Linked DNA regions of Homo sapiens: region 2 is linked to region 1. A link is a loop called in an ENCODE intact Hi-C map of the cell type or tissue named here. Cell type or tissue: mammary epithelial cell. All regions are shown on one strand. Links, peaks and the distances in the headings refer to the core of each region. The heading gives the core; the rest is flanking DNA.

Region 1 (4,398 bases), core at 173-4,172:
CAAAGTAAGTTAAATTATTTAAATTGCAAAATGAGCTAGACTAACTCCATACCATACATGCTCAACTACTGGTTCCATCAATGAGTTATAGCCCAGCCTATGGCTTATCATTACTCCCCATTTGTAAGAAAAAATATGATTGTCTTAGAATTGTCTTTGATTTTAACACAACTTAAGTTTATTCTAGAACGTTACTCAACTAGTTTATAAGCCAGTTATGCCTATTTCATTTAACAGACAAGCTAGTAAAAGTATACATAATTTGTGGTCAATGCCAACAAAGCATGCTCTTAAAGACAAACAGAAACAACATATGTCTAGCACCACTATATGTGTGTAAAGTTAAGTTCTTACCTTTAACTGAAACCTATAAAATACTGGAAAGATGCTGATATACCATTTCAAAGCCTGTAATTATTCATAAAAGTTATCTGTTTCCAAAGTGTATTTTTAAAAACTCAAAATTAAGAAACGCACAAATAATGACAAAGGTTATTCATACATGTTTTTGAGACAGGTAAAGTTAACTGGCACTACTCCAGTCTCCTAATGTTAACTGGCACTACTCCAGTCTCCTCCTAAAAATGTTTCTGATATATTTTCTTGAAAGAAAATATTTCTTCTGGTATGTGCTTACCAGAAGAAAAAGAAAAGCCAGCCTGAATAACAAAGCCAGTGTAAAACATTAAGCCCCATACTTACTAATAGCAACACATACACTAAGTATATAAAATATCTAGCATAGATACAATTGCTCAGTTAAGTGGGTAAAAGTGTTTCCAATTTCCCTCAGCTGATTTTAATATCCAGAAAAATTGCTTTATATCCATCTACATCTTGGAAAGTGGTGTTGAAAATAGGCTTTTAGGCAAAAACTAATCAACAAGTCAGAGAGCTCCATAGGCACACTTTAACAGAACATTTAAGGGGCTACACATCAGAAAAACTTTGAAGCATATTCTGCTGGTGTCGATATAAACTGGTATAACTTTTTAGAAAAACAATTTGGCCAGTGAAGTGTTCATTATCCTTTGATCTAGGTAAAGCCACTCCAGGATTTTTCCAAAAGAAATCTTTTTTAAAAAGGAAAATATTTTACAGCTACACACAGGTGTGTTCAACGCAATACTATTAAAAATGACGAAAAATTAGAACCTAAAAGTAGACAATTCAAAAAACTAGGTTAATTCAGGTCACATCAATTTAAGAGAATTACATAGTTACTGAAATGAAAACAATTTCAACAGATAGTTAAGTGAAAACATAAAACTGCACAGATTCATAATTATTGGAAAACTGCAAGAATATAAGACAGAGAAGGGAACAGGAAAAAAATGAGATGACCAAACAATGATCTGCTGGTGGGTAGATAGGTAACTTTTCTTGATTTCATTATTATTACACTATTGTTTAAACAACAGATATAGCAGAAAAGCATTAATTTAAAAACCTTTGCATGATCCGGAACAAGTAGCATAGCAAATACAATGGCTGAAAATGCTTAGCTGGCTTTTGGTCTGATTATTGCAATGATTATTGCAATTTATACCTTAATTTCTATGAGAACAAAGAGCAACAATATAAAGAAAACAGTCTCTAAAAAATATTCTTGTACTGAAATACACTACAATTACGTCATAAATAAGAAATGTAAATAGAATCAGATACTTTAAAAAAAAGTTGTAGTAGCCTACCTATAGCTTTTAAAAATATAAATCCTTTCATTTCCTGTTTCGAAATGTTAATTACTTATCTCCACCTTTGAAAGAAATGAAGAGTTTGAATGAAGTAAGAAGAAAGCAGTTTCACTTTGTTCATCAATGGCCTTTTTAATTATGAGCATATTAAAAATTATAAGCATATTAAAAATGTCAACATATTGTTAAATTAAAATATACTGAAATTAAAAGGGGTGCTGTGCTGGGGTTAAAAAAATTAAACAGTTGGCATTTCAATTTACTAAAAAAGACGTATTTAAGCCTATCACATTTATCTTTCAGCAACTTAACATTTTAAGTTTAAGGAAAATGACATATCAAATGAACCTCCTCAAGATGTCATTTATAAAAACTGACAACTGACTGTTCAAACAACCAATTCAAAAAAAAATCCTGTTATTGGAGATGATTTTGAGTCTAAGATGTTTTAATGACACTCATATTCTGAACTAAAAATAATGATAGGAGAAAGTCAAGTTTGATTCTCTGAACACCTATTTCCTGTCCAAAGAGCCCTTTTGTTCTGCTTCCCTGCTTAATTTTAGTGTTCAGTTTGCATCAGAAAATAAAAACAGTGACAAAACCTAGCACACACAGAATCATAAAGGAGCAAAATTATAAAATAAAGGATCATAAAAAGATTAGAACAAAAATCCTACCAACAAAACCTCCACAATTTTCTGTTTGCTTCACCTCAGATTAACTTCACTTGAAGCTGTACTCCAAAGCAACCAAACCTGAATACCAAGCTCCACCTTCTCCAATTCTAGTGGCTGAAGAGTAAAATCTCCTCCCTGTTAGTGAAACTGATAATTGTGATTGGATACGGCTAATATCCATTATTTTAAAGAACTTTTCCTTGCTAGCAGGTTAGGTTAGACACACTAAAACCTCCTGGATAAGCTGGTTTCTTAAAGAAACAGTACATAAGGTTTCAGTTTTCCCATCATATACTGTTTGCTTACCCTTGTCTAGGTGAAAAATAAACTAAGTAACAAAAATGAAAATCTCACAGAAGCAGCTGTGACCAATTGTTTAAAATACAATGCTTTTAATCTAAATCATTTATTTTTATGGAGCAATGAAGGTGAAGTTATGCTTTAAAGACAGATTATTTTTAATAGAGTTCACATTTTACCTGAAAATTGTAAAACGGCAACAGAAAATCCATTACAATATGTTGCTAAGAGGAACAAACCAATGTTTTTTTCTAAGACTTAAAGAGAAAACTATAACTTAAGTGAAAATATACAGCACTAAAATACTGAATGCAAAAGATTCACTTCTAAGCTATCAAACTCACTGACATTTATGTTCTCAGTATCACAACAGAGTAGAAATTTCAGTGACATCAAAGGTTGATATTTCTACTTAAAACTGAAGAAAATACTGGGCAGAAATACTATTACATTTAACAGATCTGACATGTGAGTATTTTGCCAAGGTTAATGCTTAACCATTGGCAAACAGATATCTAAAAGCAAAAGGCACATGTTCTAATGACATGTTCAGGTATAAAATTTAGAAAAGTTTAAGTCTTTTTCATCTTTTTTTTTTTTTTAATGTGTGGAAACTACTTTGCACTCCATAACTTCAAAGTGGCATGGGCACCCTAAAGTAAAAGGTATACTCCTCTTAAACTTCTCACTAAGCTACGTTAAATAATATTTTTACTACAGAGATCATAAAGAGACACTACACAGGAACTCTGATTTTTAAGCAAAAAAGACCTACTGTCACTTTATACATTACTAAGTTTGCTATTTTTACGTGATAAGTTTATATATTTTAATTAGAACTGCTTATGTTTTAGCAGCTTGGCCCATCAAACATTACTCTAACATTAATCATTATCTGACTGATTAAATGGCATTTAATGTCTAATTTACGGTGTAAGTATAGTTTTTACCTCTACCAAAAATCCTGTGATTCATAAACTCGAAATTAAAGCTTATTAGAGTGACTTCTTCTTAAAATATGCTTTCAATGTATGGTTTGCATCAGAAAATAAAAAGTGACAAAACCTTTAAACATTTTAATTTGAAGTTTTCAAAGTTCAAAATCTTGCAACTATTTTTCCTCAGAGAAAACTCAAATATTAGAACACAAAGCCAACAAAATTGTTTTGAATACAAAGGGAAGTCTTTGTAACAAACTGAAAATTCACATAATTGCAACTAGGCATGAATATGGAGCAATACCCTGCTGAAGCCCAAACAGCTGCATAATCTATTATGCCCTTTAAGTGGACAAATTGAAAGAGCCAATTCACAGGGGTCTACTCCCAAGATCCTTTGCAAGGATTCACTGTTTTGAATGCCCAGCACTTCATGAGTCAAGTTCAGGTTTTCTTCCCACTGTGTGGACACTCTTGCAAAAGAACACTGGAAGCAGAGGAGGTACAGAAGCAATCAGCAAAAAGAATATACAGTTTGAATTACAGCATAAGATTTGAGGAAAAGTGACTGTAGATGGCCAAAGGTTTTACGGGAAGAAAAAAAAAAGAGATGGCAAACAGTTTAATCTTAAAATCTGGCAAGCATAAAATTAGTAAATAGTTATGGAAACCAAATAAACCTTTGCTCTCGCATCAATTTTTCACTTCGAAGTTAATTATGAAACAAATACGAATCATACACTAATATAACACCAAGACCACTCTCCATCTATACATAACCAA
Region 2 (4,398 bases), core at 170-4,169, 130 kb before region 1:
AGTAAAAACACTGCTTTGACTGTTTTCTTTTTGTGCTTTTTGAGTTTTGAAAAGTGTACAACTATTAATTACGCAAAATGTTCAATTTAATCCTCAAAAAGTTAAAAACATGATTACCATATGATCCAGCAATGCCACTTCTGCTTATATACCCCAAAGCATTGAAAGCAGAGTCTCAAGGAGAGATTTGTACACCCACATTCATAGCAGCACTATTTACACAGCCAAAAGGTGAAAACAACCTGAGTGTCCATTGATGAAAAAATGGATAAACAAAATGTGGTATATATATATATATATATATATATACAATGGAATATTATTCGGACCTTAAAAAAAATGAAATTCTGACATGCTACAATATGGATGAAGCTGGAGGACATTATGCGTAATGAAATAAGCCAGTCACAAAAAGACAAATACTGTACAATTCCACTTATATGAAGTATGTAGAGCAGTCAGATTCATAGAGACATAAAGTAGAATGGTGGCCGCCCCGGGCTGGGGGAAGGGGAATGGGGAGTTATGGTCTAATGAGCGCACAGTTTGTTTTGCAAGATGAAGAGTTCTGGAGATGGATGGCAGCAATGGCTGCACCACAGTGTGGATGTACTTAATGCCACTGAACAGTACACATAAATGCCACTGTACACTTTAAAATGGTCAAGATGGTAGATTTTATATTATGTGTATGTGGTCACATTTTTTTAAGTTTATAAATATATATGTGTGTGTGCATGTGTGTATGTGTTTGTGTATATATATATATATATATATATATATATATTTTTTTTTTTTTTTTTTTTTTTTGAGACACAGTCTTGCTCTGTCGCCCAGGCTGGAGTGCAGCGGCGCAACCTCCGCCTCCTGGGTTCAAGTGACTCTCTTGCCTCAGCCTCCTGAGTAGCTGGGATTACAGGCATGCACCACCACGCCCGGCTAAACTTTTTGTACTTTTTGTAGAGACAGGATTTCACCATGCTGGTCTCGAACTCCTGAGCTCAAGCAATCCTCCCACCTCAGCCTCCCAAAGTGCTGGGATTACAGACTTGAAAGTTGTTATATTTTAAAAAGAGAGAAGAAATCAACATCAAGTAACAGAGTGTGGCAGCTCCCACCCCCATGCCAGGGAGGAGCTACCCAGGCGAGTCCACATCAAATCTGGGGCTGGGCATCTCAGGAAATAACTAGTCTTCTTTGTCTCTTTCTCTTACAGTCACACTCCAGCGCCCCCACGAGCCAGCACAGTGCCTGCTCTCAGTGAAAGGCCACTGTTCTCCTTGGGTGACCCCCATGATGCCTGACCGCTCCTCGTGCCTCCTGGAACAGCCAGGGTCCTTATGAAGTGGTGACCACTCCAGTCAGCAGGTCAGTGTCCCCCGAGAGTGATGAGGGCTGAGACAAGGTCTAAGAGAGGGGAAGGCGTGGTTGACTGTGGTTACAGATATTCCCCAGCCAGCGGGCTCCAAGCTTGCACACACAGGTATCTTCCTGAAGCTCCAGAGTGGGTGGGGAAGATGGAGCCCCACTACAGGAGGCAGAGACATGTAGGGACCTCGGGTGTGGGATGTGGGACCTTGGATACGTCATTTCCCTGCTCAGTGCCTCAGTTTCCACATTTATAAAATGGGCCTATTGATGCCTGGGTAACTTGCTTCCAGGGGTATCATGAGCTTTAAATAACAGACAGAACACGAAGCACAGAGTACAGTTCAAGCACTCCACAAGTTCAGGGATGAGGATAGGGACGAATGCTATGTATGGGGAGAGGGAGCAGCAGCCGGCCCTCCTCCTAAAGCTGTCCCTGGCAGCTGAACTTGGGGAGCTGCCTGCTCGCTCCTAGCCAGCTCCTCGAGCTCCCAGTTCACTCAAAGTATGTACTGACCATCCACTGGAGCCAGGGACTGTGCATTTGGTCGTCACATCCCTGTGAAGCAGGTATGGCCACCTTTCCTCAGCAGGGAGGAAATTAGGACCCAGAGAAGTTGCAAATCATCCCAAGATGAATGAGTGATGTGTCAGTGTAGGCACTACCGCTGGAGTCCTAACAATAATTGAGAGCTGTCCAGACCTGCCCTGCAGGGTGGTGGCAGAGCTGGGACTCTTCCACGTGACTGCCAAAACTGTTCTTCCCATAACACTTACAGTTTTCAGGCCATGTGCTGGCGTCAGCAGGAGTCTCTAGAGAGTCCCTGTGAGGACCTGCAGCAGGGAAGGGGATATAGACCCTCCAAGCCTCTCACTCTCTTCCATGACAGCAGCCCCTCCTCAGTCTATTCCTCTGTGGTTTTCCACAATAGGTTTCATTTGAAATCTAGGTTCTTATGCTTTCAAAACATGATAGACCAGGCACAGTGGTCACGCCTGTAATCCTGATGCTTTGGGAGGCCAAGGCAAGAGGATTGCTTGAGCCAGGAGTTGGAGGCTGCAGTAAGCTATGATTTTACCACTGCACTCCAGCCTGAGCAACAGAGTGAGACCCTGTCTGTAAAATACATGTATAAATATAATAATTACCCAATTTTTGGAATGCTTTCAGATCACCCTCAGATAGTGGCTTGGCTAAATGGAAAGCATTATCCTAACTGCCTTTCTAAAGGGTTTCATGGAGTGGAGGCAGCTGCAGGGCCTCTATCCCCACCCAACCCTCAGCCCCACCCTAGTCCCATGCCTGCTGGGACTCATCTGTCACCTCCCCTGCCCCAGTCTGGGGAGGCACTGGCTGCACCCTGCTAGAGACTCTGGTTTACCTACAAGGTTTCGGGCTGTGACCATGTGGGTCCATGTGTACCCATCCCCTCCTACCCTCCTGCAGGGTGGTCTGAGCAGCAAGCTCTCGGTGCAGGGGTAGCAGATAAGAGGGAGCAGAGGTTGGTGCCCTGCAATCACCCCAGGCACCTGACCATGCCCCTCCTTCCCCACTGCTGTGGCTGTCTCTGCAGGGGTGGAAAATGGTACCAGTCAAACCCGAGGCGGAGGAGGAGCAGCCCGCAGTCGCTGCCGCGAGATGGAGGAGCCCACGCCCGAGCCCGTCTATGTCGACGTAGACAAAGGGCTGACCTTGGCCTGCTTCGTCTTCCTCTGCCTCTTCCTTGTCGTGATGATCATCCGCTGTGCCAAGGTCATCATGGACCCTTACAGCGCCATCCCCACATCCACCTGGGAGGAGCAGCACCTGGACGACTGAGGCACAGCGGCTGTGGGGACTGGACCTGGCGCTCTGTGGGTGGCTGTGCCCCAGGATGCATCCGTGTGTTCCCTGCCAGCCTGCCATCCCACAGAGGCAAGGAATGAATCTGGCCACCCAGGGAAACAGAAGGTGCAGCTTAGCCCTCTCAGCCCTCCCTCGAGCACCAGCGTGGAATGCCCGGGTGCCGTGGGTGTCGCAACCATGGACCAGCCAGGGGAAAAGAGCCCTGGACCAGGACCCAGGAGGCTGGGGTTCCAGTGTGGGGAGTCCCTGTGAGATGATAGGGTAGTCACCTTCCCAGGTTCCTGGGCACCTTTTGGAACTGGATCCAGCAACAGACACCCCCCATCCATCACATAACAGTGGTCTTGTCTTGAGGAGACTCTCGGTCCTTTAAATGCAAAGTAGCAATGGAGGCTCCCAACCAAGAGGTCCCACCTGAACCCCAGCCCCCTCCCCATGGACTAGCAGTGGTGTGGCAGTGAGGGGGGAAAGCGGGTTGAGGGAGTCTCACCTGAAAATTCACAAAACGCACAGGATATGGGCTGCTTCCAAGCAGTATTTTTTTAAACTAAAATATAGAGGGATATATTTTTCCTGTTATAAATAAAATGTACATTTTAGAAACTTGGGAAAATGCAGATAAATAGAAAGAAAGGGGGAGGAAATAACACTTATAATCCCACCTCCCGGAAACCACCATTTTGATATATTTTCTTCCAGCCTTTTTACTTGTATTTTTTAGTCAAATTCATACTCTGTGCATGATGTTGTATCGCCTCATATGATAGCAGGAATACTTCCCCATTACATCAAACACTCTTCTTAGCTGCCAGTTTTAGTGACCGAAGGGCATCCCATCGGTTGGGTAGGTCATGGTTAAAAAATCATCTCCTTTGGTTGCATATTTAATTATTTTCCACTATTTTTTCCTCACACAAAATGATTTCGCCCGGTACCCTTTTTGGGGGTGCACAGTCCATGAGATGAATATTGAATGGGGAGACCTGGGTTCTAGTCTCGCATTTACCAGTCAGGTTACAATGCGACCTTGAGCAAGTCACTTCACCTCCCAGCGCCTCAGTTTCCTCATTGTAAGATAGGAAAAGCCTTGTCATTTTTAAAATTTTATTTTTTGCATATACCTCATGTGAACGAAAGGACAGAAAGGGGAGTGAATATACTATGAATGTGCTATAGTCGGAGTT

The links. Peaks named below come from ENCODE experiments on the same cell type or tissue, not always from the same donor. Only the 100,000 strongest peaks of a DNase experiment are listed, where the experiment ranks them.
Region 2: it touches region 1 in a loop (13-fold over the local background); 1 of 110 quality-filtered maps calls a loop at or near these places.

Annotation. Positions count from the first base shown.
Region 1 is chr15:80,070,627-80,075,024 of GRCh38, reverse strand. All of the region lies in intron 1 of ZFAND6 (zinc finger AN1-type containing 6), which reads right to left. Among named protein-coding and RNA genes, the nearest start is that of ZFAND6, 13 kb to the right of the region's middle. In mammary epithelial cell, for the core only: no CTCF peak of the experiment used is centred there; a DNase peak (open chromatin) is centred at 2,514; H3K4me3 peaks cover 918 bases; H3K27ac peaks cover 2,013 bases.
Region 2 is chr15:80,200,559-80,204,956 of GRCh38, reverse strand. CTXND1 (cortexin domain containing 1) reads left to right here. Exons shown (of 3, transcript NM_001352888.2): 2 at 1,217-1,368; 3 at 2,943-4,398. The coding sequence starts at 3,008. The coding sequence ends at 3,187. Among named protein-coding and RNA genes, the nearest start is that of CTXND1, 49 kb to the left of the region's middle. In mammary epithelial cell, for the core only: no CTCF peak of the experiment used is centred there; a DNase peak (open chromatin) is centred at 2,046.